Linked DNA regions of Homo sapiens: all the other regions are linked to region 4. Evidence: read pairs that join two places in POLR2A ChIA-PET (ENCODE). Cell type or tissue: MCF 10A. All regions are shown on one strand. Region 1 has its middle 110 kb from the start of TPRG1-AS2. Region 2 overlaps TP63 (tumor protein p63). Region 3 has its middle 68 kb from the start of TP63. Region 4 overlaps TPRG1 (tumor protein p63 regulated 1). Region 5 has its middle 120 kb from the start of TP63. Region 6 has its middle 140 kb from the start of TP63.

Evidence for each region. ChIA-PET counts read pairs that join two places held together with the same protein. Peaks named below come from ENCODE experiments on the same cell type or tissue, not always from the same donor. Only the 100,000 strongest peaks of a DNase experiment are listed, where the experiment ranks them.
Region 1: POLR2A ChIA-PET joins it to region 4 with 67 read pairs; 7 of 35 experiments call an interaction of 5 or more read pairs at or near these places.
Region 2: POLR2A ChIA-PET joins it to region 4 with 12 read pairs; 2 of 35 experiments call an interaction of 5 or more read pairs at or near these places.
Region 3: POLR2A ChIA-PET joins it to region 4 with 10 read pairs; 2 of 35 experiments call an interaction of 5 or more read pairs at or near these places.
Region 5: POLR2A ChIA-PET joins it to region 4 with 10 read pairs; 4 of 35 experiments call an interaction of 5 or more read pairs at or near these places.
Region 6: POLR2A ChIA-PET joins it to region 4 with 15 read pairs; 2 of 35 experiments call an interaction of 5 or more read pairs at or near these places.

Annotation. Positions count from the first base shown.
Region 1 is chr3:189,352,971-189,357,970 of GRCh38, reverse strand. No RefSeq gene overlaps it. Among named protein-coding and RNA genes, the nearest start is that of TPRG1-AS2, 110 kb to the right of the region's middle. In MCF 10A, no CTCF peak of the experiment used is centred here; DNase peaks (open chromatin) are centred at 1,880, 2,430 and 4,200.
Region 2 is chr3:189,831,395-189,836,394 of GRCh38, reverse strand. The region is part of intron 4 of TP63 (tumor protein p63); the gene reads right to left. Among named protein-coding and RNA genes, the nearest start is that of MIR944, 4.0 kb to the right of the region's middle. In MCF 10A, no CTCF peak of the experiment used is centred here; DNase peaks (open chromatin) are centred at 1,764 and 2,214.
Region 3 is chr3:189,561,378-189,566,377 of GRCh38, reverse strand. No RefSeq gene overlaps it. Among named protein-coding and RNA genes, the nearest start is that of TP63, 68 kb to the left of the region's middle. In MCF 10A, no CTCF peak of the experiment used is centred here; a DNase peak (open chromatin) is centred at 2,337.
Region 4 is chr3:189,271,481-189,276,480 of GRCh38, reverse strand. All of the region lies in intron 4 of TPRG1 (tumor protein p63 regulated 1), which reads right to left. Among named protein-coding and RNA genes, the nearest start is that of TPRG1-AS2, 33 kb to the right of the region's middle. RefSeq lists an enhancer at 3,357-3,546. In MCF 10A, a CTCF peak has its summit at 3,586; a DNase peak (open chromatin) is centred at 2,550.
Region 5 is chr3:189,511,215-189,516,214 of GRCh38, reverse strand. No RefSeq gene overlaps it. Among named protein-coding and RNA genes, the nearest start is that of TP63, 120 kb to the left of the region's middle. In MCF 10A, no CTCF peak of the experiment used is centred here; a DNase peak (open chromatin) is centred at 2,744.
Region 6 is chr3:189,488,913-189,493,912 of GRCh38, reverse strand. No RefSeq gene overlaps it. Among named protein-coding and RNA genes, the nearest start is that of TP63, 140 kb to the left of the region's middle. In MCF 10A, no CTCF peak of the experiment used is centred here; a DNase peak (open chromatin) is centred at 2,952.

The DNA of each region.
Region 1 (5,000 bases), 81 kb before region 4:
CGATCACTGCTCACTGTAACCTCAACTTCCCTGGGTCAGGTGATTCTTCCACCTCAGCCTCCCAGGTAGCTGGGACTACAGGCGCATGCCACCATGGCAGGCTAATTTTTTTGTATTTTTTGTGGACACAGGGTTTAGCCATGTTACATAGGCTGGTCTTGAACTCTTGGGCTCAAGTGATCCACCTGCCTCAGCCCCCCAAAATGTTGGGATTACATCCATGTCACACTTTAAAATACATTTCAAAAATACAATATAAATAACTATGTTAAATTTAACACTTAATGGACATTGATTTTTTCTATAATGACAAAAGTCCTCTTTTTATAAGCAAGTTTTACAAATGCTGGGACTTCATATTCTTAATAATAAAACAAACAAAACATTTTTAAATAGCCAAAAGAGAAAGGAAGTATTTATAGTAACACAGTTCTTGAATTATTCAAATGCTAGTTGAACTGAAAAGTTTGCATTGATTTTCAATAGAAAGCAAAATTATTTTGCAGTTATTCCACTGGTGCCTTAAAATGTCAAAGATCCATTCTTTTACTTTTTTTCATATGTCCATATTTATTGGCCATCAAAACTCCATATGTCATGTGTTCATACACACGCACACACACACCCCCTTGGACATGCATGCTATCATAAAATGCCAAGATATAAATGCACAAGAACTAATCAAAAGCTAAAAATGCAGGAGCTGATTATCAACTCTCTTTTCTATTTATATAACCTTGGGCTTTTAACTTTTAACACATCTGGTCCTTGGTTTCCATGCCAACACAATGGATACAATACTCTCAACCCTGCTTCCTTTACTACATCACAGAATTTTTGTGAAGATGAAAAGGCATCATTTATATTGAATAGCTTTGAAAACTATATAGCATTTTACATCAGGCATTTTTATTATGGTTATAGTTATTTCCTTTTTTGATATTTTCCTGCTTCTTATAATGTGAACCTGCCATCGTACTGGAGATGTTGCTCTCTTTAACTGTTTTGATGACCAAGAAATCGATGACCATTTAACTTCAATGAATACAAAAATCTTTTTGTTATTATTATTTATTTTCTCAGTTTCTTGTAATTTGTTACTCTTGTGTCATTGTTTCAACAATTAAGCGTGCCAAGCAATAATCTTATTAAGAAGATTCAGTTATAATTGTGTATTAATTTATTAATGATTTAAAAAGTCCATTTTTCTTTTTATTCATCTTTCATTATGCTGTGAATTTTTGTTTTTCACTGAAAATATTATATTCAATATTTTAATCTGAATTTTTGTTCCTGCTATCCCATGCTGCAGCTTCCAGCACCTGATAGTAAACATAACACAGATATATATATATATATATATATATATATATATATATATATATATATATATATATGGAGAGAGAAAGAGAGAGAGAGTAAAGGAAGCAGGAACTACTAGGGGCCATCTTAGATGTCAGCCTGACACTCATCTTAACCCACTAAATTAGCAATCAGACATATACACATACAAAAGGTGAAATAATACCCAATGCCAAAAAAAATTAAAATTGTTTACTTATACAGCGTTAGCAACTGAGGAAGTCATTTCATCTCTCCGAGCCTCAGTTTCTTCTTAAAATGATAAGATTTATCTTATCATAACATATATAAAATATCATTTATCTTACTAAAATAGCTACTTTATATGCCTTACAGGTTACTGTGGGGAGTGATTATGACAATAACTATGAGTGCAACTGATAAACTGTAAAAAATGAGAGAATTTGTTGCGTGAATTTGTTGGCCCTGGTGGTATTGGCAGATAGACCTAAGCCGGGACTGGGGCTGGCATTCACAAGTCCATGAATCATCCTTCAAACCCTCAGCCATAAAGCAAAAGACAAGCCCGAGCTACTCTTTGATTTGTTGTGGTTTTGTGCTCTTTAAAGCCACACCCACCACATAAAGAAAGCAACAACTTACGAGAAATTTATTTAAAATGCTTGTTCTATTGAGTATAGCAACCTTAGGTCCAACCCTTTGATGATTGGCCCAGGTTGATTTTGTTAACAGCTTGCCTTGGGTTTGCAAAATTGCCCTTACGTGACCCCAGTGAGTCTTGATTCAGCCTCAAACTTTAATGAAGACAGAAACCTTACACATTAGGGCAGAGAGCCCTGTCCTTACCACCTCCAATCAGCACAGCTTGGGCTTCCAAAACTACACAAAAGATGTTAGTGTTTCATCAGTTTAACAAGCAGGCAGAGGCACCCAGATTTCACCCTGGATTCATTACCATAACCCAGCTTAAGAGCACAGAGACCACAAAGCTAATGCTGTGTGTGCTGCAGCAGGTAGTGCAGTAATCCTCAGCTCCTGGATCACTGTAGGGCCAGGGAAATGTTAAAAAGCACAAGGCCTCGGGTAGCTCTAGGGGAGCTGCTGGAATGTTGTTTATCTTCAGAGGGCAACAACTGGTCCAGTATTTCACAACAGGAAGGTCTGTCCTGGAGCTCAGACATTGAAGGCTTAGAGAAGCAAGGCCTGAAATAACCCCCCTTCCCCTCTGACTTCTATCTCCCCACCCTGCTGAACCCCCTCTCCTCCCAACACTTCAGATTTAAAAAAATAAAAGGCACAGCCAGGGCTACAACCTTGAAATAGATGTAGCTTTCTGGGTAGCTTGTAGTTAACTTAATACTGTAGCTGAGATGGGAGACCGCCTGATGCAACAGGACTTTAGGTGACAGGGAAGCCAGAAACGAAGGCCTTCTTTTATTGTCTTAACCCCTTGCTTCATAAAAATTACCCATTCTTATTCATCTGTGTTTTTAGTTTCAAAATTTTCTCTCTGAGCTCTTGTATGAAAGAAGGAACTGACTATGATTTAAATTCTAAAATAATAGGCAATGCCTAGTAACTTTAATTTAGCTCCATGTGATTTGAGGGAGTTAATTCAACAAAGTCCTAATAAATATTCCTATGATCGTGCACAATCAATTTATCTCTCCAAGACTCTGTGCAAACAGTCAGAGAAATGACAATAGCCTATATTTGGGCCCATAAACTGAGGCAGTTCTGTGAGCTCTGGGGATCCTCTCAATCTCCTTGGCAGAGAACGCTGGGAAAAATCTCAATGGTTGTATTCCTTAATGTGGTGGAATAAAATTGTTGCTGAGAAAGAAGTATTTATATACCAGACTATGGGGATGTTTCTGGGCTTTTGGGAGGTTATAATAGGGAAACAGGCGGGGCTCATGCCTATAATCCCAGCACTTTGGAAGGCAGAAGTGGGAGGATTGCTTAAGACCAGCCTGGACAACACAGGAAGACCTCATCTCTACAAAAAATAAAAAATTAGCCAGGTGTGGTACCACACACCCATAGTCCCAGCTACTCAGGAGGCTGAGGTGGAAGGGTCACTTGAGTCCAGGAGGTTGAGGCTGCAGTGAGCTATGATTCTGCCACTGCCCTCCAGCATGGGTCACAGAGTGAGATCCTGTCTCGAAAAAAAGAAATAGGTAAACATTGGTCTGTAACATTTATGATCAGTTCTTGCCACCTCAGCTGCTTTTGTACAACCGGCCTTAAGCTGGCTCTTCTTTCCTATAAAGAAGGGAGAAGGAAGAAAGCTGGATCCAATAAAAAATTTCTTTTTTCAGGACATGTCAGGATGAGGAAGCACTTTACCTGAAGACAGATAATGATTCTTCAAGAAAAATGTAACTACTTCATTCCAGACTCTGTCTTGGAAATATTTAACCCCTAGTGAGCACTCTAGCAGGTCATAGTACACCTACTTCTGCACAAACTGACAAATGAGGTTATTCACTTACTCAGCAGGCAACTACCACGCCCTGTATTCATAAGAGATGAACAATACTCGGTTTGCACTCAGAAAGGCACAGAAAGAATAAATATGTAAAAAGTCAACTCTAATATCTGGCAAAATAAACTGTGGCTACAAGTAACTGGTGATAGTGATAGAATGCAGAGAAAAAAAAAAAAACAATTCTGACGGTAGGTTTCAAGAAGAATTTCATGAAATAAACACCATTTGACCTCCACTTTAATGGGCAAGTAGAATTTGATAAGGAGACTACAGATGTGAACACATTTCAGCTAGAGTTGACGCAGCAAAAGCAGAAAAGTGTGAAAGAACTTGTGATACATGCGGAAAACAATGAGTAATTATTTGAGACTATCCTGGATTGCTGGCCACACCCTTACCAAAGCCTCTAGAAAGACTTCTACTTTCAAACTGCCCAGCACACCTATGAAATTCCAACATTCTTTTCAGGAGCTGCAGAGTGGGGAGGTTAAAAACATGGGTCCTTGGGTCCATTTGTCTGGGTTTAAGTCCTAGCTCTGCCTCTTACTGGTTGTGTTACTTTGAGTAAGTTGACTGACTTCTCTAGACCTCAGGTTTCTCTTCTGTAAAACAGAATCATATTACCTGCTGTGAGGATTAAATCATAAAAATAATATGAAATACTTGGCATGATTCCCAATACATAATAAGGATTCAATATTACTGTCGTGGTTACTCGCCTGTTTCATTTCTCTTATTAGACAGGTGATTCCTAAAGGTCAAAGAATGATCCATTCCTATTTTACTCTCATGGCCCAGAATCTAGAAGTGCTTTCGCATAAAAGTAGAATTTATAAATACATGAATGTATGAATGAATGAATAAGTAGAATACCCAATTTCAGATCTAGACTTTCCTAATAGTAGGGTTTGACTTTGATTCATCTCATTGAGCTGGGCATCTGCCTTAAAGCTTTTGTATTTTATAGATTCAGCCAACATTGTAGTTCTGGCCATGTGAGCTCCAGTGGACAGCTGGAGAGTGTAAACACCAATACATGGACAGAGCATCCTTGGACCCAGTGCTCTGCTATTGCTTAGCCTTTCTCTGTAGAGGACATTTGCTTGATCTATGACTAAATTCCATCAAATATGAAACAAAAATAACTTCAATGACCACTTAATCGTCATTAATAGAGACCTCATTA
Region 2 (5,000 bases), 560 kb before region 4:
ACAAGTCCCCATGCTAGAAGGTAGCATTCCATTTTCTTAGGAGAAAATTGTCATTAACAAGTGCTGATCATGTTTGTAAACCTCCAACACTTTGGGTACATTCAGTTTCATATTGTTTGCCAGTTGAAATAAGAAAAACTCCTCTTAAAACAGGGATTCTTTGATTTTAAGTTGCACGTGTACATTTGATTAATTTCCTTAGAAGAACCAAGTAAAAACAATCTCTTCTTCCAAAATTAACAGTTTCCTGAATGTGGAATATGGACAAAACCCAAAGTGAAATCTCCTGAAAACAGCAAATACTCATGGAAATAAACCACTACCCGTGTGATCAAAGGAATAGACACTCTGAGCACTTGCTTCAAAGATAGACCCATTGATAGGAAGTCTGACGCGTGAGCCAAATCTTGCCTTCCCCACTTTACATTATTATTATTATTATTATTATTATTATTATTATTATTATTATTATTATTATTTTGAGATGGAGTCTCGCACTGTGGCCCAGGCTGGAGTGCAATGGCACGATCTTGGCTCACTGCAACCTCTGCCTCCTGAGTTCAAGTGATTCTCCTACCTCAGCCTCCTAAGTAGCTGGGATTACAGGCACCTGCCACCATGGCCAGTTAATTTTTTGTATTTTTAGTAGAGATGGGGTTTCACTATGTTGGCCAGGCTGTTCTCGAACTCCTGACCACCTGCCTCGGTCTCCCAAAGTGCTGGGATTACAGGTGTGAGCCACTGCACCCAGCCGCCTTCCCCACTTTTTTGGAACATTTTAAAATGCTTTGAACCCAGACTTGCTTTAGTTGTAGGCAAACAGTTGCTGACAGGACAGGAACTGAGCCTTCGGTAAGAATGTATTGCAATGCTTTCATTATGTTAATTATATCTGAGACACCAGGAGGCTGGTATATACACACCATGGTAAGTATTTCTATTCATTTGATTTTACTGGGCACCAGATTCATTTACAATTAGGACACAGTTAGGACAAAAAAAGTAAAAACGATACAGTTATTCCCAGTCAGAGAACCAAAGAGAGGAAATTGGCAGACATCTTTTGTTTTACATGCCTTCATAAACTATAATTTATTCTCTCCCCATTTAGCCTTTTATCATTAGGAGTTTAATTTTTATAAAATATAACTATTCATCTATGTCCTTCTAGACAGTATAACTAGACCCTCCATCTAGTTTAATAAGCTATACAGAATCTGAGAATATAAAGTTAAGAAGATTTTAATCCTGAAACTCTAGAGCTTTATATGTGTGGGATCTCAAACTAGGAGATTTGACTCCCTCCACCAAGGTCAAAGTGAATTAGGGACTGCATGAAAAACCCAGCATTTTTGTCTCACAGGACTCGGACGATCCATAAGATCAGGTCACTCTTCCCTATCTCAGTGAAGATTTAAATGTTTAGAGACATATGACCCAGTTCTCTGTCTTCAAGCTTAGAAAAAATGTACCGTTTGACATTTAGCAAAGACAAAAAAAAAAAAAGGAAAAAAACCATATGAAATCAACATCTATTATGTTTCAACAAAATATCAAAACATATATAATTGCTTTTTCCAAAAAACTGACCCATCCTAAGGAAAGATTTAGGTGCAGAGATTTAAGAATTGTGCTTCTTATGAAAAAAGGGTGTGCTTGCTCTGTCTAGAGCACCAAACTCTCTCATCACACCACTTGGTTTATGGTCTTAATCACCAGACAGATGAAAGCGACCTGCAAGTTTGGGAACCCACAGCCCAAGTGCTAGGAAGAATCTGTTCTGTGTGAACAGCCACAGCGCAATTGTGGAGATACATGGCACAAGTACACAAAATAAACAGTAACGTATTTTCTTTTCTTTTTGGTAGAAATTCCTAATGGAAAATTCCTGATATAGACTTTATTAGGAGGAAACGCGAGTCCATAACTGTAAATGGTGCAAAGCCCACTTTTTCCACCTTATTAGCAAGTGCATAAGCATAAGAATCTATGTTTTCCAAAAATCATATTAATAATTTCCCCTGTCTTTCCTCCCAAAACTTAAAAAAAAAGACTGTCAGACTATCAAAGCACTGTCAGTGCCAGTAAGACACATCATTAAGGTGAGTAATTTTCCTGTTTACTTCAAACACTTTTTTTCCCAAACTCCAACCTGGGCAGGTCTGATCAGGTTAGGCTTTGGAACGAGTAAAAGCATCCCCAATTTCTACATAAGCGCTGCAGGCCATGGGCAAAGACAAGTCTCAACTGAGCTCTCCACGGTAGTCAAGCTTCCCGGCGCCTCTGGTCTTGTCTCCCTCATACCTAACAAGTATCGTCATGTCTCTCAACCTTCAAAATCGGTTTATCTGCAACACAAATGCACATACGCTCACATACATCCTACTTCTTTTACTTTTACTTATAATTAATATCTACATACATTCTGAACACATTTGCTTTATAACAATTCTTTCCTATGCACTTTTCAAAAGAAAATATTTTCCATTCTGAATTCAGGCATTCTTCATGTAAAGACAAATGGCAGAATGCAAAATAATAATCGTTTTTAACTGCAAAATGCTGCTCTAATTTTTAAATTCAGTGGAGTAGAGATCTGGCTTTTCTATTTTTTCCTGGAAATAGATACCGCTGTCTTAATTAAATGTTTTCAAGATCTACCTTTATGCAAATATATCTACTATGTAATTTGTGTTTTCTTTAAAAAAAAAAAAAAGAGAGAGAGAAAATTGCTACCCTTGACATAAGATTCCTCTTTCAGTGTGATCTGCTTCTAAGAAGACAGGAAGCTGGAATTAAGAGTTTAGTATTGGATCTATTTTGTCAACGTGGACAGATTGGTAGGTCTCAAGTTCACTTCTCAATCTATAAAAAATAATGCATGAAAATACATATAAGTCCCCAGGTCACAGGGGAATTGTGAGTTCTACTGTTTGCAAAGCGTTTTGCATTCTTTGGGTAAGAGGTGTTGGGCTTGTTATGAAGACACTGTACTTACATAATCCTAAACATGCTCATAAATTGGAAAGGCAGTTTTCAAGCCAAAGGCATAATGTTCTTTTACACTACAAATGAACTTGTTTATATGCTGGTCTGAGATACTTATTTGCTCCTACTCAGTCACCCTGTTTTCTTCTTGAGGCCATCACTATCATCACTGTTTCTTCCCCTCACTGTGCTGAATTTGTCATAGATAGAAGAGGGAAATAGAAGCAAAATTAAGTAATGAATAACAAAAGGCTTAAACTAAATGGAAACTCATTTTTCAACCTCATGGTGGTGGAGGCAAAGTGAGGAAACATGAAAGGAGAGAGAAGGCCTTAGCAAATTGGATTCGATTTACTCTCTATCAATAAGATACAAGGGAAGATCCAGTCTCACCTTTGCCTCTGCTCTCTTTATCTCATTAAACGTGCTTAAATTTGGACAGGCAAAAATGAGAGCTGTCAAATAGTAACAGACGCATAATAGTAAAAGTCAGAATACTAGTAGGAAGTGCTCTGCATCCAAGGATCACTCATCCCTAGACTTATAGCATAGCTCTCTATTCATTTGGTAGGTGACAGGTGTTGTCAGGTCTAGAAAGACACATAACTCTGCATCTGTGAAATGGGAATATTAATCCTCCATCCTGGAGAACTGTTACATGAACCAGTTCCCACAGTGTAAAGTGTCTTATGGAGTTTTTGACCTGGTACTCAACATATATTAACTACCAGTTTTATCTCTATCATCTAAATTTTGGAGTTGGTCATCAGTGGCCAACTCCTGACAGCATAATAATACACACAAGATAATAAGCATAACTGACTATGCGGCCAGAGGTTAAAATTTATGTCAAACTTCATGCTTTATTAAAAAATGAAGGAATAAGTCAAGAGCCTTTTATTTTACCCTTGCTTGCTATGTCACTGTTGTAACTTTTAGGTTTAGCTGGCGAGCTGTCTCCTCCTGCAGCTATTGTACTTGAGTTGTACTACAGGTAATATAACCAACTAATGTAATGAACGATATATACTAAGGAAAGTTGGCCCTGAGTGACCTCCTTGGATTGAGGACTTTGTCTCTAACAACTGTCCATCTGTCAGTCCCTGGGGTTGATTATAAGAAGAACAGTATACCCCAACAAGCCCGATGCAGAGAAGTCTCAGGTAACTTTCAGGTTTTCCATTTGCCAGTCATTTAGAAAAACCCCAAGAGGAGAAAAAAAATTAGGATGCTGACATCATCTGAAGATTCATTTCCCTCTATTAAAAGCATTATAGTGCTGGGCGTGGTGGATCATGCCTGTAATCCTAGCACTTTGGGAGGCCAAGGCAGGTGGATGATGAGGTCAGGCGTTCAAGACCAGCCTGACCAACATGGTGAAACCCTGTCTCTACTACAAATACAAAAATTAGGCGGGAGTGGTGGTGCATGCCTATAATCCCAGCTACTCAGGAGGTTGGGGCAGGAGAATCACTTGAACCCTGGAGGCGGAGGTTGCAGTGAGCCGAGATATCACGCCACCGCCCTCCAGCCTGGGTGACAGAGTGAGACTCCGTCTCAAAAAAAAAAAAAAAAAAAAAAAAAAAAAGAGCATAATAGCTTTCATGGCACATCAAGTTCTGGGACAAAAATTACACTGCCAGCTCTATGTGTTATAAATCAAAACCTACTACTTATCAGCCAAATACCACTTTAATTACAGTGTTCTCGTATTAGAGAAAGAAGATTAGGAAGGGTAGGAGCTCAAACGGTGCAGAATGGGAAGAGCTTCATGCTGCTATCATCAAATGAGCACCTGGCCAGAAAATCAGAGTCTGAACTCCACCATCTAGTAGCCTAAAGACTGGGGTTTGTCACTTTACCTGTGAGCTTCCGTGTCCTCATCCTCAACATGAAGATGAAGATAACAACACTGAACTTGGAGTGTGGTTGTGAAGCTCGAATGATATCATGGAAATGAAAATGACCTGTGCATATAAATGTATAAATAAAATCAGTATTTAAAAAGTAAA
Region 3 (5,000 bases), 290 kb before region 4:
GACTATTTAAGGTACTGTGTGAGACCCTGTAGGTTGAGAAGTTTATGATTAATTTTGTAGCATTGGAAAATTGTAGGAAGTCACTACAGACTATCAAGCAGCCACATCTCTGATATGACAAAATGACAAGCTACCACCCCTGTTAACTGCCCTGCCCACTCTCTGAATATGTGTTTCTACCAGTATCAATATGATGGTTGTCAAACATCTGGCTGCTGAAAGAATGGTCATGAATGGAAGAAAACTTTTGCCACTATCTCTTTGTTTAGTTTTCAGTACCCCAGCCAATCCCAGAAAACAATACACTGCATCTTCACTTCTTGAGAAGTTCTTGTGACCTCTATCCTCAAACAGGATGAGGGTCTGTTCCTCTTTAAAACTACCTTTACCTGGAAGAATTAATTATTCACTGGAATCTAAGATCTGACTATAGTCACCATATTACTTATTATTTTATGTTCAACAGGCTATCTATAAAGTCTGGGGACATACATGATATTACCTTATCAGTTTTATATATTGGCGACATTCTTGACATGCATATATTATTAGGCATATATGCTTATGTTTCCAGACTTTATGGACAAGCCATATTTTTTCATGCAAATTCTCTTGTGGACTGTATATCACTAGAGTTCAGGGCTTTGTCTAACTTATTTTTCTATTCTCAGCATCTAGCACCGCTCTTGGCATATTTTTGAAGTCCAGTATAGGTTGCTAACTTTGAAAAAAAATTATAAAATTATAAATTTAGAATAGGAAACTTTATTTTTTAATAAAAAGGTTACATCCTTCAAAGTGGTCATCCTGCAGGCTGAGAAGCACAGGCCCTTCAAACGAGATTGGGTAGGAGCTTTATGCTGAGTGCATTGGCTAAACATACATATTCAACAGGTTACGAGAGGAGGTGAATATTCATGAAGGTGGTCCGGACGCATGTGTATTGAACAAACATGCATGTTACATATGACCCACGTTCATATATAGAACAAAGAAAGAAAGAGAAAGAAAGAAGGAAGGAAGGAAGGAAGGAAGAAAGGAAGGAGGGAGGGAGGGAGGGAGAGAAAGAAGAAAGAGAGAAAGACAGAAAAAGAAAGAAAGAAAGAAAAGAGAAAGAAAGAGAAAGAAAGAAAGAAAGAAGAAAGTTCACCTTGGAGTAGGGACAATATTTAAATGTATTATAATTAGTCCCTATCCATCTAAAGGTCTTTTCAGGACACAAGGAATTCCAGTCAGTGCACAGCCTCTGTAAACCAACCAGAGCCAGTCCATGGTCAGTGGTCTTCTTATCAGAAGAAAGTTACTGAAATCAGTCACTTGTCCAATCAAAGCTATAATTATGGCAGGTAAAACAGTGAGGTCAGTGAGTGTATGGTGGTGAGCTGAAAATTGTCTTAATATTGCTTCTTTCAAGACCAGTGCTTGTTTAGATGCTAAAGAAAAGCCTTGTGGCATGGTTAGAACACAGTTTATTCTTTAGTGCAGGCATGTGACTTAACTCTTGCATGGCATGGCCTTAGGTCCTGTTTATAATTTGATAGTCTATTGTCATAAAGAGTCTGTTCTGTCAGTCTTGTGGTCTCTATTTTAACATTAATGCTGGTCAGTTATGTCTAAACTGCAAAAAGGAGAGGGGTTAACAGAGTATGTTTGACCTCCTGTCCCATCATGGGTCATGGCTGGAAACTCAGTTTTTAGGTTTTTCTGGAATCCCTTGGCCAAGAGGGGGCCTGTTCAGATGGTGGGGGCTTAGGATTTTATTTTTTGTTTACAAGGTCATCAAAATGAAATGTAAGTTGATTGCTTTTAATGATGCCTTTGTCAATAGATTCAACTGAAGAAATGATGGGGATACTGAACACAGATCCTACCAAGGGTCACTTCACATTTAAGTGCGGAAGTAGCCTTCCCATAGTCTTAGGCAGCAAACTCCAGGCTCTTAACTCCAGAAGCAACCTCGGTGTTAGGTCTTTTTTGTGGCAGATGGATAGAGGTCTCTTCAGGATAGTTGTAAAGGGTAGGCTACAGAGATGCTTGAAATATGAGACATTGCCCTGTAGTCAAAATTCCAACATTGAAGTTAGAAGCCTAAGGCCTTTTACCCAGAGATGCCAAAAAAAGGATATAATCCCAGAAGGTCAGGCTGTCCCAATCCTTGTATATGGATATACGTGAGAGGGTGTAGTCTCCCTCGCTGTCATTCACAACCATTCACTTGGACAGGAAAAGCCTCTGTGAACATGTTAAAATAAAACTTCCCCCAGGCTAACCAATTGCAGCAGAAATGCCTGTGGGTAACCAAACCCACAGTCACATAACTAGTAAAATGATTCAGTAAAATTAGTCAGTCTCTCTTTCCATTTCCACACCGAGGCAGAAGAGAACAGCCACCTGTGGGCTGTTAAGTCAGCACAGCATTTGTGTAGCCAGAAAAAAATGCAAACACAGGGAATTCTCCTCCTTCCAGGAGTGCCCTTGTAGGTTGTACTTATCCTGCTGAGCTACGTCCAATTGCATCTCTAGGCAGGACAGCTGCAATTCCCAAGAATCTGAGTACTAACAAGTCCTTGAATCACCTGATTATGAAACTCATAAAGTGCTGAGATAGTGTAGGGATGGGTTTTTAAATTCTATTGTACGAGTAACGTATGCTCAATGTAGAACAATTAAATACAAATAAGAAAAGAATCGAAGAAGAAAATAAAACCACCTGAAACAAAAGCTCAATTAACATTTTGGTGTATATCCTTTAAGATCTTATGCATTATGTGTATATGTATGTATGTAACATATACACAAATAATTGTATATATAAAATCATATTTATATCAAGTGTGAGATCATGTTATACATAGTTTTACATCTGCTGTTTTCATTCCACAATTATATATCATTAAAGTCATTCCATGACAGTTAATAATATTTCATTAAATAATTGTTACAGTTGCTTAGGATTCTGTATCTGTGTAAATAACTGATTCATTCTTATTAGACATGTAAGTTATTTTTAAAAATTTATTATAAACAAAGCTGTGATAAATATTTTTTTAGCTACATCTTTCCACATGTATTTAAATATTACCTTTAAATGAATTATTAAAGTAGAACTGTGAGGTCAAGAGACAAGAAGGGTCCTGCCAAAAAGTCCTCCAGAAAGTGGGTGCAAGTTCACTCCTATCGAATTATTTGAGAGTCCCTGTATTTCCCCACAATACATTCTCCCAGATAATCATTTAAAAATCTTTAAATTTAAAAGTGAATGTATCTTATTTTAATTTTAATTGTTTTGATTACTGGTGAGGTTATTATTGTATTTTTTTTTGCCATTTGAATTTCCTTGTGAAATTTCTGTTCATGACTTTGGCCTGTTTATTCTTCATGGTATTATTGTTTTCTTACAGAAGTGTAAAAATTATACTTTAAAGCCAACAATCCTTTGAAATAGTTATTGAACATGTTTTCCTATTAATCTTTAGTTTTTAAACTTCGTTAATGATGTTTTCCGTACTATAGAAGCACCGCTTTTTAACGTGGCAAATCTATCAATTTTATTCACATAGTTTCTGCCTTTGGTATTTTAACTTAGGTAACAGAGTTCCTGCTGCAACTGAAAAACTAAAGCTAGAAAAACCACCATTTTCAAAGTCAGGTATTGCCTTATTTGAAGAGACTCTCCTAGGTAGTGACTAGCTATGGAAATGCGACTAAAATATTCTTCACTGTTTACAGTTCAGGGCCAAGCAAGTCCTATTACAGGGAAGTAAACTGGTAAGTGCAACCAAGTGACAGGAAGTTGCCAAGACAAAAATACTCAAGAAGAAAATCTCTGCATAGCATCTGGGCTTATAAACTGTGAAAGCAGCCTAATAGTATACTTCTAAATGTTTAGCTGCTGGCTTTTTTGTGAAAAATGGATGCATATTTTTATGTATATAAGCTTATTATAAATTTTATTGACATAATGTTTACATAGCACAAAATTATAAATAATAACAGAATATACAATAGAATTCTGTTATCAGTTTTTGTTAAACTCTTGTATAGCCAACCTGTGGTTGCAACTGATGGGTGAATATAACTCCAGTATGAATATTGATTGGTATTGTTTAGTGAGTAAGACAAAAGTGAAACAACAAAAATATTCCTCAGAACTTTGGTTTGTCAATTACCCAAGCCACTTAGGCATTGAATCAAATAATAGTTTTCAAATACTGAAATAATAGTTTCTCAATTTTTGGTGCTATTCACAATACAATGACCAGAGACACAATGCAGTTTTAATCTGCATTATAAACACTTTCTCCATCACTTCCTCGTCAACAAAGCAATAAATTAAGCCTCTATTTGTACTATTAGCTCATTTCTGCGGTGTAAATATTCCCACAATGGCTGATTTCAAGATGCCAACCTGCTGTCATGGAATGTGAGTTTGTAAGAGATGCAAACCCCAAGAGCATAGATCATAGTGGATGTAAGAAGTGATGAGTTTAGAATATCCATTGTCTCTGATTTTAATATCATTTAGTTCTAAATGTATGTACTTTAATTTTTAATAACAGCTATGCTTGACCACTAGCTTGAAAGATTGCTGAATATCTAATAATTGGCTTTTATAGGCCATAGACGTCAGTTGCAGCATCCCACACATGGAAACTCCATGTTCAATTTCAAGATTTTTGTTTCACAATTAATGTAAAACAATTTTTTCTCCAACTTTGTTAGTCCTGAAGCCTTCAGAAAAGTTACATTGTTACTAAAGAGAACTGAGGGAAGATTCTGTGATCGAGCTTGGAGTTCAGTAATAGAGTGTATGCAATAGCTCCCTAAAGTTGCTAATTTAGAGACATCAAGAGGTGACCTCCTGAAAAAGAGAGTAGGACTGTGGAGCAAGACCCCATGAGGAAGTGAGCTCAGATTTATGGATTGCATAATCATTCCCAGGAAATACCCATGATAGCCTGTAATGAGCTTGCTTTCCCTGCTATCCAACAGCAAATGAA
Region 4 (5,000 bases):
GAAGTTGCCTATTCTGCTTTCTAGTAGTCACTCAACACTAAATTTCACACAATTCCTTTGAAACCAGCTTCTCCTGACTGCCACATGCCTACTAATGACATCCTTCTTCCCCCTTCAGAATTCCAGTCTTATCCATTTTAACTTTTTTAAAATGCTCTTCCACTTCTGCAATTCCAACCACAACCCCCTACTTCCAGCACCAAATCAAGATCTGCTGTTGTGCCACATCCATGGGGGCCACCACCTCTTCATCTTCACAGCCATTTCCATCGCTCAGCCTTTCATTCCCTCTTACCAATTCTATCGTGGCAGCCTCTTCACTGGCCTCCCTTCACACCCTCCTTACCTTGCCTTCCCCTCTCAGTGTTCCTTGTGTTATCATCACATATACTGTTTCAAGAGTCTTATTGGAGTAGCACTTCTCATTTTTTTTGCATCTAGAAAGCCCTTAACCAACCAATGCTTAAGGTTCACTTCCTTTAAGAAGCTTTCTATGATTCCCCTAGGTGTCTGAACAAGATATCCCTACAATACTTATGAAAATTATTGTATTTGCCTCTCTTCCCCACTGAAGACTTTGAGGTATGAGATTGTCTATTTTCTTTGAATCCTCAACAGTTTACATAGTGATGGACCTATAGAGGGCATGGCAAAATCTGTGTGTGTTTGTGTGTGTGAAATAACAATTGGATGCCCTTCCTCATTTAAAATGGATGCATTTCCCTATTTAAAATACAACAGTAGCTTTATTGCCACCAAGAAAATACAAACATTTTACACTGGCATTCAAAGCCTCTCCTATTTGCCCCAATCTCTAACTTTATCACATCCACAATACCTTCATTATATTCAAGCAAAACCACATCTGCTGATTGTTCTCTGAATTTCTTTCCTGACCATATGGCTTTATTCTTGCTATACCTTCTCCCTGGAATAGCCTTTCCCTCTAACCCTTTCTTCACATCCCAACTTCCCACCTGTTACTATCTTCCAAAGGTCTCGTCTTATACTATTTCCTTTGTGTTGCCCAGATGCAGTCACAACTGTATGAATTCTCTTTATTGTCAATTCGTCTCCACTGGCATATCCTTATTGCACCTTATAATATAGCTGTATATATACTTGACTTATCCTTGCTACTAGAGCATGTAGTAGTTATAGCAGGAACTGTGTTGCTTGGCTCTATATGACTAAAACATCTAAAACAGGGATGTACACATATTCATGCTCATTGCATGGTTATTCTATTAAGATTGTTTGGATCTGTATTGAAATAACACTGTATGTATGCTGTTTGTTGTTTAAGTCAAGTTGTCAAGTAGAAGATTGATTTGAAGTTCAGCTAAAAAGAAAAAGGCCTCAGACTTCACTGCAGGTGATTCTGTTCCCTTCTACTTAGAGCAATCAGAAGACATAAATACATGCAGTGCCTTAACCTCAATAAATATTTGATGAATGCATGGTTTTGTGGATTACAATTGTTAGTCAATAATGACTTCATACACACACACACACACACACACACACACACACACACACACACACTCATTACATTATCAAGAAATGCCCTTGGGAAAACTTAGTGATTCTTGTTTATTATTTATTTTTATAAGAAAAAAAAAGCACAGGTCAAAATTCAATTTAAGGTGGGAATTAACTGTTCATATGCTTTTAAATGTTATCAAAATTAATTGATTATCTTCAAATGTTTTTAAATTGGTAAGAAATACCTATTTCCAAGTTGAGGGACAAGCCTCACCTTTTTCAGTCTAGGGAAAAGAGAGAAGGTAGCAAATCCTGGAGATTATTTTGCAAAAATTTGAATCAGTGGTCAAAGTTTACTGAAAGTACATTAGAAATTCTGTGCTCTGATACCAGAGTCACAGAGAAGTCTCAGTGCTACTATCTGGGCCCTACCCTCGATTACTACTCACCCTACTACACACAAGAGTCATTCAAATCCCAAAAATCAGGGAAGTCACCGTCCCTTTTAGTCTAAGTTCTTATTTAAGTTCTGTACAATATAAAAACTCCCAAGAAAGAGTGGCTTTGACTGTAAAATTTTATCCAAACAGGCTGAACAAACGGCAATTACATTTTTCCCAATCCAGGAAAAATAATATTTTATGTAACTGGACCTAGAGACTAGATTGCATATTCCATCGTTAAGAGATTTCCCTCCAATGATAGTGAGATAACCCACTCAGCCAAAATTTTCATTTCATTTTAGCTCTAAGAAAATTATCAGAGCTTAGCTGAAGTAGGTGGGAGTAATGCCTATCCCATTTCTCACAGGCTCATCAGACTCTGAGGTCAGGGTCATTAGCCTTTTTCTAAAAATCACTCCATGGATCAGTGAAAAAAAAAAAAATCTGGGTTCCGAGAAGTTAAAAGATAAAGAATTTGAGGTATTAAGACAGTTGGGGTACAAAATAGCCTGTCATGAGGCCATTCAACATAATTTTTTCACTGGCTTCCAGACAAATACAACATTATTTCCACATAGGAGTGGGCAGACACTCCCTTAGTCATCTTTGTTGTCCTGGTCAATGGCAACATACCTGGGGGCAACTTCCAATGTGCCTGTGTACATTCACAATTTCTGTGGGTTTCTGTAAGCATGCTTTTCATTTAATGATTGTTGAGAACATTTCAGGCACAAGCTAAGGGACAGACCAATATAGGCCTATGGCTTGGAAGAGGGGTAGAGTGAGACATGAGAAAGCCCAGACACAGGGAGAATAAAGCACTGATTTTCAACTCCAGGCCAACCAGGGATGAGGAGAAATAAAGGAGGAAATACTGGGCCAGAGCTATCAAATGAGTGCATTCACTGCTTTTTTGGAAATTCCAAAGACTAAATAACATGACAGGATGCTATTTGCATTCTCTACTATGGCTAATAAATTAAACTTGTCCAATGTTACGTAGGGACAATATCAGCAAAACTGGGATTAGAACTCAAGTTTCCTGAGTCTACAACTTCCTGTCACACTGCCTGTCGCATACTCTAAGCACAGTTAGCCTAGTGAGGATGGGAATGAAGGACATAAAAACTTTTGATTTTCAAACTCTCTGCAGTATTTTCCCTGCCTCCTCATCTGAGTGAGGTGCATTTCTCTGCATGGCCACAGTTTTCCATGTTTAACTCCAGCAGCACTTGCCACATCATACTGGAATTGAGATTTTACTTTTCTACCTCTCCAGCCATACAGTAAGCCCTTAAAAAGAAAAATGTTAGCTCTGGAGTGTTTGACAAGTAATAGGAAGTAAATAGTAGTTGAATTAATAAATAGATTCTTGATTCTGTATAGCTACAGAATAAAATACTAGGACCAACAAGTGACAGCTTCAAGAGGAGCTGATTAGAGGAGCTGATTTTCCCTCAACACATTCTAACTAGATTCTACCAGAGTCAGAGAGGCCGAGCAGGAAGCAGTGGATTCTCTTTCACCAGAAGCCTTCAGAGGCTGGATAACCACTTGTCAGGATCACTGGAGAGAAAATGCCTGCTTTGGATGGTCTACTCTTTAGTAATCTATGGCTATTCCATTACAGACCCCAGACCCCATCAGAAATAGAAGAGTCTCTAGCACCACCTTTCTGTAGCTTGGAGTACTTTATAAATGTCTATCCTTGTCTGAGCTGCCTAGTGGACCTACTGATCCTATTTAGTATTGAGCCTTTGTAGAAAAGAAAGAGAGGGAAGGAAGGAAGGAAGGAAGGAACGAAGGAAGGAAGGAAGGAAGGAAGGAAGGAAGGAAGGAGAAAGAAAGAAAGAAAGAGAAAGAAAGAAAGGAAAGAAAGGAAGGAAGAAAGAAACGAAGGAAGGAAAGAGAGAGAGAGAAAGATAAAGAAAGAAAGAAGAGAAGAGAAGAGACTTGGCAGAAGAAGTCTGTGGTTGGGAAGTCAGCTTAATCTTCTACTACTGAGCTGATTTGAAGAACGAGACTTGCCCAGATTTCCTGAGAAGCACTTTACAGACACAATAAGCAACAGTCTCGATGTATATTAGTAGGAAAAAAAAATACACACAAATTAAATCTGAAAGCTCATCAGAAACTTATAGCTCACCTGAACTATCATACTGAGGCCTCAAAAGGAAACTCATCTAGAATCACACAGCCAGTCCTGGCAGAGTTGGCACAAAATTCTGCTGATTACAAGGCCAGAATTCTTTTCATTACCCAATGCTGTGAAGCCCACTATAATATAACACTTAATTATACAGGTTCAGGAATACAAGTCAAAGCAGATCCCAAATATAATAATAGATGCTTGCATTACATATGGGAAAAGCATGCTATAACATGGTTAAACGATGACATGAATAAATTATAAAGGGATTGATTGCACTGTGTTTTTCCCATCAAGAACTAAGTTGTACTCCTATATCATGTGGGACATCTGTGCTGTAAACTATAAAACACATGATTTCATTAGAATCCAAAACAAATGGATTGGGGCATCAGCGCGTATAGGAAAGGCAGAGTGCACAAACACCACATTAGGCTTTTCGATATACCCACTCTTTTAGACTGACCAGATACCAAGCAAAGTAGTTGCTTTTTATCTCTATTTTTACAGATGAGATCGGACTTAGAGCTACGGAGAAGTTAACATGTCATCATACCACAAGTACACAAGTAAATGAGAATCGGGATTCAAATCCACACTTGTTTGGTTCCCAAGCACATGCTTTTCCCCAAAAGATCAGGATACCTCAGTCGTCCATGTCTCTGTAAATGTGTTTAACTTTACATAAGTCACTTTCCCTCTTTGGGTCTTAGAAACTCTCTAAGGTCTTTTCTAGTTCTAGAAGTTCCTCTGATGCAAATATTCAAGACTTGAGAAGAAGTTCTTGTGTAAATTCTATCCAAAAATAAACAATGTAAAACTTACGCATGCACAATACCCAAAATATCTAGATTACTTTCTTTTCTATTTTCTGCTATGGCACATTTATCAAGATTTGTCTGAATGTTGGCACCCACTGAGGG
Region 5 (5,000 bases), 240 kb before region 4:
ATTTGTTTTACAAACTACAGATGCAGAGTGAAAGAAAATGACATCTCACTTTGATATTAAGCATTCCCCCATAACACATCCATCTGCAACATGTTTTGCAGTCACTTACCCGCTAAACCTCACCGCACACAGATTTACACATGAGGCACAATACAGCTGACCCCGTTTTACAGATGGAAAGAATAAAAACACAGAGATATTAAAGGAATTTCTCAAAGTTTCCAATCAGTTTTCAGACATCTGCCATTGGGAAGGAGTGAATTAAATAAGCCACACAAGTTATTTTATTAAAGTTGAAAAATAAAATTATATGGACTCCAATTTCTTCTCTTTAGAAGGGCATTTTTGTTTGAGATTTGGTTAAAAGAACAGTCAGGAGATTTGTCTTAAAGCCATTTTTTGTGTAACAAAACTACAGTCTTTAATTAGATCGTGTGTTTATTTGGGGTGGGTTGGCAGGAAAGGCAGTGTGTGCTCAGTGATCTCATCTTTACACTAAAGGGGATGGACAAGATCAGTAGTTCTCAAAGTATGGTTTTCAGACCAGCAGCATCAGCATCACCTGGAAACTTGTTAGAAATGCAAATTCCCATGCCCCACCATTTAATTACTGAATCAGAAATGCTGGGGATGGGCCATGAAATCTGCTCTTGACACCCTTCAGGTGATTCTGAAGCATGCTAAAATTTGAGGACTAAAGTTGGACTAAAAGTTCTCTAAAGGCCTTCCAGCTCTACAATTCTGAATCCATCATGTTATTAATATGATAAACTGTATCTTTTCAGGCTGCGCACGGTGGCTCACACCTGTAATCCCAGCACTTTGGGAGGCCAAGGTGAACAGATCACTTGAGGTCATGAGTTCGAGACCAGCCTGGCCAACATGGTGAAACCCCGTCTCTACTAAAAATACAAATATTAGCCAGGTGTGGTGGTGCATGCCTGTAGTCCCAGCTACTCAGGAGTCTGAGGCAGGAGAATCTCTTGAGCCCAGGAGGCAGAGGTTGCAGTGAGCCGAGATCATGCCATTGCACTCCTGCTTGGGCAACAGAGCAAGACTCCATCTCAAAAAAAAAAAAAAGATAAATTACATCTTTTCAGATAATTTTAAAGATATGTTAGTTCATCTTCATGCTTTGTGAAGAAAGTCAGTATTAGTATTCTCTATTTTAGTGGCACAAAAGTTGAGGTACAGGCTACAAAACTATAGGAATCAATATGTGAAACAGTGTAGTGTAATCTCTCTCTTCCCCAAAATAGAAGGCACTTATATTTTCATTTTGCAACTCACATTTTGAAAACACAGTCAACAAAAGCAAAGAAATCCGCAGACGTGGAACTCAGGGCTATCCCGTTTATTTAATGAACTTGGCAAGAGAGTACCTATTTGTGCCTTGCAGCCTGCAGGTCAAATGTAAGCATAATATTAGCTACTGGTTTCCACTTCAGTCGCTGGTACACACCTTTTGAGTGACTTCACCCATCACAGGACATTTGCATTATTGGCTCACAGCTGACTACCATAAAAGATGGTGCACTCCTTGAGGACACGAATTGAGTTTTACCAATTCTGAATCACCAGTGTTTAGCACTTATCACATCTATGTATCATCAGAACATAGATCCTGTGTGTGCCTGCCCAAATCTCATATTGAATTGTAATCCCCAATGATGGAGTTAGGGCCTAGTGGGAGGTGAGTGGACCATGGAGGTGAATTTCTCATGAATGGTTTAGCACCATTCCCCTTGGTACTGTCCTTGTGATAGCGATTGAGTTCTCATAAGATCTAGTAATATAAAAGTGTGTAGTACCTCCCTGCTTGCTCTCTCTTGCTCCTGCTCTGGCCACGCAACATGCCTACTCTACTCTCCCTTCCCCTTCCACCATGACTGGAAGCTTCCTAAGTCTTCCCCCAGAAGTAGATGGTGCTATGCTTCCTGTTCAGCCTTCAGAACCATCAGCCAATTAAACACTCCCCCCTTTTTTTTAAATAAATTACCCAGCCTCAGGTATTTCTTTAGAGAGATGAGAGAATGGCCTAATACAATATTGTTCTTCCTTATCTTTGCTATTACGTTAACATGAAATAATAATAAACTTTTATTTTGCCCTCAGATGCTGATCTTAAATAAATTTGCGAAGCAGAGGGACTTTAAATGAGTTGCATGGCCTCATAGTTCTTTCCTATCTTTAAACTTCTTGGTTTAACAAATAATTGAATGGAATCAATCTCCTTTTGACTGACAGTTTTGACAGCTGCTGTTCTCAAGATGTCAATGTATAATCTGTTATTCTACTTACCAAAATTTAAAACTGAACAGAGACATATGTACTGTCAGTCTCATTCCTATGATCCCCAGTTCCTCCCTTCTGCCCTGTTTTATCCCTTTCCTCCCTCATGTCAGTGAAGCGCCTTTAAATTCTGAGCAATTCCGAAGCTCCTGTGCGCCAAGCTAGAAGTAGGATTAGAGCTCATCTTCCCTGAGTATTATTACAGCGCTTTCACAGTGAAGTCTCCAGCTTTGCAAACTAACGGGGCATCATAAATGTAAAGCTGTTCAAATAATAACGAACCTTCTCTTTATGCTTAGCCAAGGGAAGGGAATATTAAAGTGAATAAGAGTAATAATAAAAAGCAAGTTGGCAGCATGGGTATAATTAAACTGAATAGCTCACACACACAAAATAAAGCTCTGAACATTGACTTCCTCTGGGACACACCCCAGTACACCCAGACCTCGCCTCAGAAAGGTATGCACAGCTTGTCATCCTGATGTAAAACAAACACCTACACTCACCCTCTCATCTACAATAGAAAGACAAATTTGGCTCTTGAGTGAAAAACTCTTCCAGCCCTTGGGAGCAAAAAACACCTATATTTTTTTTATCCTCACTATTCAGGATACCAAAAATGAAATTCCTCGAATTGATAGGACCACTGGCTCTGATGAAAGGGACCCGATGCAAGGGTATGCTATTTGCATTCGGTGTTATAAGTGCACTTTTGTCTGTGCCAGAAAGAATAACCAGCAGCATGGTAGGAACATTTTGACCCTAAAAGCTACTCTGCAGATCACCTGGTGCCCTTTCCTTCCAGAGCATTCATTAGAATGTGTAAGCTCTGAGAGAGCAAAGTCACCACAGGTGATGTTGCTATCATCTGCACTTTCTCCCCTGAGCCATTTTAAACCCCATGAAGAACCAGTCACTTAGACTAGGTTACACCCACCTTACTTTCTCAAGAGCTCTGGGCCTAAATCACCCTGGGATGAAGATTAGGAAGTATTTCCTCATTGCTCTTGATAAATTGAGCTTGTGAGAGCATGGTCTCCAGATTATTTGTAATTTGGAGACTTTGTGCTTTTATTTACCCCATTTCCTCCAAAGAGACTATTCACAGAGAGGCCTCTTCTAAGATGCCCTTACTTTTTAGGAAAACAAAATATTCACCAAAAAAGAATTATGTGTATGAAGTGTAAGATGCTTTAACCTCAAGAGCTTCTCTTGTTCTTTTTTTCCCCTTCTTGTGCCTTTTTTTTTTTGAGACAGTTTCACTCTTGTCTCCCAGGCTGGAGTGCAGTGGCATGATCAGGGCTCACTGCAACCTCTGCTTCCCAGGTTCAAGCAATTCTCCTGCCTTAGCCTCCCAAAGTGCTGGAATTACAGGCATAAGCCACTGTGCCCAGCTTCCCCTTTTTGTACTCTTGAGACTCACATATCCTCTATCTAGAGAACCAAAGAGGAAAGCCTGCACACTTCCATGGACATGAGTAATTACATCAGTGCTCCAATTGCATTGTTCCATAGCTGTTCTCAACCTGGAAAAAATACCTCTGCAGTGGAGCATGGCTTAATATAGAGTTTTCTCTCCAATCATTCAGTAAAATCATAGTCAACTGACTGGTTCTCAAAGCTGCCAGTTTCATTGAAAAGAAAGGTTTTCAGAAAAAAGCAGAACTGTAAAGGTCTTCTACTCTATTGCCCCCATTTGACAGTTGGTGGAGTTGACAAGCCTAGAGATGTTTATCTGAGATCACTAAGAGAGCTCAAGTCACACTTCTGGACTTTCGTTATAAGCTTTCTCTTTTTCTCTTGTGAGATACTTGGTAGTCACAATTTTCACACTATTTATCATGGAATTCTGAAAATATTAAGCCTAAGATAAAACAAAATTAATTGCTCATATTCTAGAAGCTTCCTTAACAACTAAGTGATTTTGAGAATTTGCATGCCTTCTTCAGGTCTATGTTTCCCTGCTAATAGGTGTGTTGGAGTAGTGATACCAAACGTGTCTTCAAGCTCCAATGATCTTTGGTGTTCTACTCAACAACTGATGCTTATCAAAACGAGTGTTGCTTCTATGAGTATGGATAACCAAGAGTTAAACAAGTGAATTCTGTACACAGGATTAATGTACATGTATTATGCACATAAAACAATCCTGAAGAGCATATTGGAGCTATTGTGTTAACATTTAGCTAATTTTATATTATAATAATTTCATTTTATAAAGCAAGAGAAATAGAACTCCTGAGAATATTTGAGTCCTAGGTTTTCACCAAGCTAGAGTATGGGCAAGTCACTTAACTTCCCTGAGCCTCAGACATTTCATCTGTGAAATGAGAGCAGATGGTAGGGTAGGGAAGGGTAGGCCAAGTACATAGATTTTTTTTTTTTTTTTTTGAGACAGGGTTTCACTCTTGTTGCCCAGGCTGCAGTGCAATGGTATGGTCTCATCTCACTGCAACCCCCGCCTCCTGGGTTCAGGTGATTCTCCTGCCTCAGCCTCCTGAGTAGCTGGGATGACAGGCGTCCGCCACCACACCTGGCTAATTTTTGTATTTATAGTAGAGACAGGGTTTCACCATGTTGGTCAGGCTGGTCTTGAACTCCTGACCTCAGGTGATCTGCCCTCCTCAGTCTCCCAAAGTGCTGGGATTACAAGCGTAAGCCACCGCACCCGGCCCAGAGATCTTGCACTACATTTTCTCTAAGAGACC
Region 6 (5,000 bases), 220 kb before region 4:
GCAATAAGATACAATGAATTGTATAAGAAGTAAACAAGAAATAGATACTACTAATTATAAAGACGTAGGCCCCAAGGATTGTACATGCCCACCTCGCCTCTAGGCTGGTCAAAGAGAATTCCAGCTGCCTTCCTTGTCTCTTTTCTTGCCTGTCTCCAGTTCAATCATTTATATTGCTGATAGGTTCTTAAGTCACTTTCTAATCACAGTGCTCCCGGAATCAGAACTCTTCAAAAATTTTTCACTGCCTATGAAATAGTTTGAAATTTTTGACGTGAGCAACCAGGCTCACTATTTGTATCCCCTGAATGTGTGCCTATGTTTGACATTCAGGTCAAACAACATCAAATTCAACTTGCCACTTGCAAAGACTTGAGTCCTACCGTTTTTCCCTTTGTAACGAAACCATTCTTCACTTGTCATATATCAAAATGTAATCAAAATTTCCCAGATGCTTCCTTATTGCCTCAGCTGGAATAACAACTTGCCCATATCTTTTAATGGCCCTTATATCATACTGCCTTCAATTATAATTATTCACATTATTGTTACATATGAAGTATCAAAATAAATCATTTTTAGGAGAATTCTCTACATGCATTTTGTATTTTCCCATTAGTTCTCTTCAAAGTACTGGGTCTTATCCAGCTCTATGGGCTCACAATCACCTCCATGGCGAGAGCTTGTATAGCTCAGGTGTTTAGCAAGATAGGTTTGAAAAGAATTATTCAATAAGGCTTTAAGTCATGATGCTATGATATCCTAGAAACCTAATCGTTGATTTTGTTTTTTGATTGTTGGTTGTTTTTGTTTGTCTTTATTTTTTAACTTAATTCTTTTTAAAATGTCCATAGGTTATTGGGGAACAGTGGGTGCTTGGTTACATGAATAAGTTCTTTAGTGGTGATTTGTGAGATTTTAGTGCACCCGTCACCCAAGCAGTATACACTGTACCCAATTTCTATTCTTCCATCCCTCATCTCCCTCGCACTCCCCCTCCCCAAAGTCTATTGTATCATTCTTATGCTTTTGCATCCTCATAGCTTAGCTCCCACTTATGAGTGAGAATATATGATGTTTGGTTTTTCATTCTGGAGTTAATTCACTAGAATAATGGTCTCCAATTCCATCCAGGTTGCTACGAATGCCATTATTTCTTTTATTTTTATGGCTGAATATTACTCCATGTATGTTTGTTTTTAGATGGGCATACAGCTAGAAACTTGGATATGCAGATACCAGAAGTGTATGATATTATTTTCTCTGCTTGAGAACTGAGGGGTTAATTCTATTCCATGAACCCAAACCTGATGGAAAGGGTCTCTAATTCAGAAGTATGTGTAACAACAGAGGTGAGAGTTGGCTGTGTGTGTTTGGGATACAGGGATATCTACCCAGTAAGGCAACCTGAACAAGTTGGCAGTATGAGGACAGAGGACAAAGCCAGGTGATTAAAGAGCAGAGAGAAATGAGCAGCAGGAGAATCTGGTAAGTCAGAAGTCCAATTCTCAGTAAATATCCAAGTCTATTCCAGGGGTTCCTTTTAGGTGTTCCCATGGTGTGGTGTATAGGAAAGCTGGCAGCACTTGTAGACCATGACAATGTGGTCCCTGCGCATATATTTTCCCCTTTCTTGCATACTAATACTGAGGGATGTGTTAGCTCTGTGTGAAAGATTAATGAAACAATTTTTAATACTTCAAAGTTTCCATGGTTCAATTAAAGCTGATCTGTCCCTGGGATTCAAGAACATCCTAGAAAATCTTAGAAATTTGGGGGTAGGCACAAGAAATAAATTACAAGGGCATTTGATACAGGACATCACAAACCAAAATGGAAGGGGATGGCTGAATAGCTCACTGCTTAGTCATGGTCATCTTGACCGGTCCTGCAGGCAGCATCTGATTCTGCAAGCAGAAACTGAAGGAACAGATTTATCTAAAATGCTCAAGGACACCATGGCACTTTCCTGGGCGTCCATGTTAAAGAAATAGTAAGAGATAGACTTCTCCCTATCTCTGCATCGAAGCCAGCATGAATGCAGTACAAGACGACTCCAGATTCTGAGACTCCTTGGATCCCTGGAGGCGTGAGGTGTAGCCCAATAGGTCTCCAGAGACTGCTGAAAGGAATATTTTAGCAGCTTCACCAGTAATAAGACCCCAAAACCCGCTGGAGCAGAAAAGCAAAGCAGTGACAGGCGTGATGTGATGAAGGCAAGCCAAGTTCATGAACACAAATGAGAGATATCCTTTGGAGTTTTCTTAAAATAATGGGGGAGAATGTTGAAAAAGTTGAATTTCTGTATATTAGGGTATAGCAAGAGTGAAGGATTAGAGGTGGTGTTATTAGGCAACTGTTAAGAGTTAAGTATTTGAAGCCTGAGAGCTTGCCTTTGAAGACCAGTTTCTAGCCTTGTGACAGTGGGAAAAGTATTTAACTTCATTAGGCTTTTATTATCTCCCTTGTAAAATGGAAAAGGCAATGCTTGTGTGCCTCTGTATTCACTAATTTTCTTTGACCCATAGGGAGCAACAACTTCACTTCACTTCCTTCCTTATGTCATACTCCTCTGTCCATCCTACCTCACTGGATCCTTCCTAGGTTCATCTATTAGCCAGAACCTGAGTTCACTGGGCATAGTGGCAATATCTTAAAGTCACATTTCAAGACCCTTTCCCCCATTATTGGTTCCACTTTAGGAAGCAGACAACACTGTGATTTGTTCCAGCCTCTAGTCAAGCTGAAGGCTGAGGCGGGGGTAGCACCAGGTCTGCTTCTCCTACAAAGACTTCACTCTCCTAAACTTCAGCATTCTTCTCTAATCCTATTTCATAAGAGACATTAAAAACATCAGCACTTACTTACCCATATGGCTGCTGATTCTTTGGTGAATATGCTTTTTGGCTGGGAACTCCAGAGAAGAGGAAAAATAAATGGTAGGATTTGGGTGCCAAGCCAGCCGCACCCTAAACCACACCCTGAATGCGTCATTGTGCCTTTCCATAAACTTTTCTGAGGATTAAAGAAGAGAATGCATGTAAAGTGCTAAGCACCGTCACTGGCATATAGTACTCACTCAATAAATATTAATTATTATTAATAATACACACAGATGACAAATATTTGCCATTGGCTATCTGTACTTAGTCAGGTAGTCCCCAAGTTTTGAAAAAACTGCTCTAAGGCTGAATATTTGAATATTTGATTTACTGAAACTGGAACAAAATGGGTATGTTCTAAGCTTACTGTGATTTTTTTTTTCCCTGTAGTTAAATAAGGAAGTAAGAATTTTTCTTTGAGGCATACCACTCTCACTTCTGGGCGAGTTCACTCTTTGGAATGTTCTGGCTATGCACAGGTAAGCACCTACTCTTTGACCTTTGGGGAGCCAATACTGGTGAAGAAATGTCAATGCAAAGTCCCCAGACCTGCCTTGACAGATTTTGCTTAATGAGTCATGCAAGTGGGGAGTGAAATCCACCTTCCTAAGATTTTCCCTTTCTATATTAAAAGTTTCTTTTAGGTCTCTGCTTGCAGTACTGAAGATCAGAGTTGGGGGTATCAGGCTAATCCTCAGGGAAAAGATCTGACAGGTGTGCCTCTGAAGAGCAGGCACTAACAGTGTGGGAAGGCAGGAGCCGCAGAGAGACACAGGCAGCCCTAACCCTCTCCTGATGTGATTTGCAGGTGGGCTCCAGGAAGCATTGTTGTCTAATATCCAATATTCAGTTTTCCCATTCTGGCTTTCCAATTTTCTTTTGCTATCTTCTTGTACTTGGTAAATGTTTTTGAACCTTGTGTTCAACATTTGGGGAATGGCAGAAGGGCCACGTCCATGATTAGAGGAATCCCTAAGGGGAGAGAACAAGTAGCTGATCAAAGTGGCCATGGAACCACAGAAGGTGGACCAAAAAGCAGACTTTACTCATAGTCTGGATAATCAGAACCTGTAAACATTTCCAAGAAATGTTCGGAAGTACTTCTGGAGGAGTAGATCTCCTGCAGCAATGTAGTTTGGGACATGCTTTATTATGTTTACAGGTTACAGAACAGGGTAATTTGGAAGGACAGAGAACTTGAGTAATTCTGCTCCTGGGTCTTATTTTTTCTGACCTTAAATATGTCCTCTTCACTCTGTAAGATCAGAGTTCTCCTCAGTAAAATGACAATCAATGTGCATTGCCTTTAGATACCACTTTACTCTTAATACTGTTGACTGCATTGCTTATTCAATCAGCCATTCGATCAAACACTTGTGTTTACCATGTTCAGGTACCAGAAAATACAAGAATGAGTAAGACATGGTCCTTGAACTCAATGGCCTTACATCTAAGGGAAAAGGACAAATGCACAAATAGATTATTTACATACAATGTAAATGTATACACAGGATGCTACGGAAACAAAAAGCAGAGGGGGAGTTTTGGGTTGAGGATACTAGATGTAGCTTCCCAGAGATGACACTGAAACTGATTCTCAAAGCTATGTCAGATTGTTCATTTGACTTGTGTACTCCCTCTCTTCAATTTCATAGAATAGAGTAAGTACAGAAAAGAGTTCTTTTTGCTAATTAGGGAAGAAGAGATTGCTAAGTAGTAGTAGCCATAGAAGTCACCTGTGGAGTAGGGAACCAGCATAGTGAAAGGCAACATGCTCATTTTCAGTAAGCTTGAGTTATTTTGACAGCCACTTACTTTGTCACATAGCCTTGGACAATGCAGACCACTGTGAACGTCATTTTCCTAATCAGTGAAAAGAAAATAATATCATTTCTTGCCTCCTCCAGAGGGTCATCTTGAGGAACAAATTAAGTGCTGAATATGGATGTGCTTTATAAGATATAAAGAGCTTTCTCATTAGTGGAGAATATGTTCTGAAGCATCTAGCCCTCCTTTAAAGTATGGGAAAATGGCTGGTGCAGGGAAGGACCCCTGCAGAGAAGCAGGCAGTGCTTCCCTGATTAAGCGTTCCTATCAATCTCCTGAACAAGTGGGAGA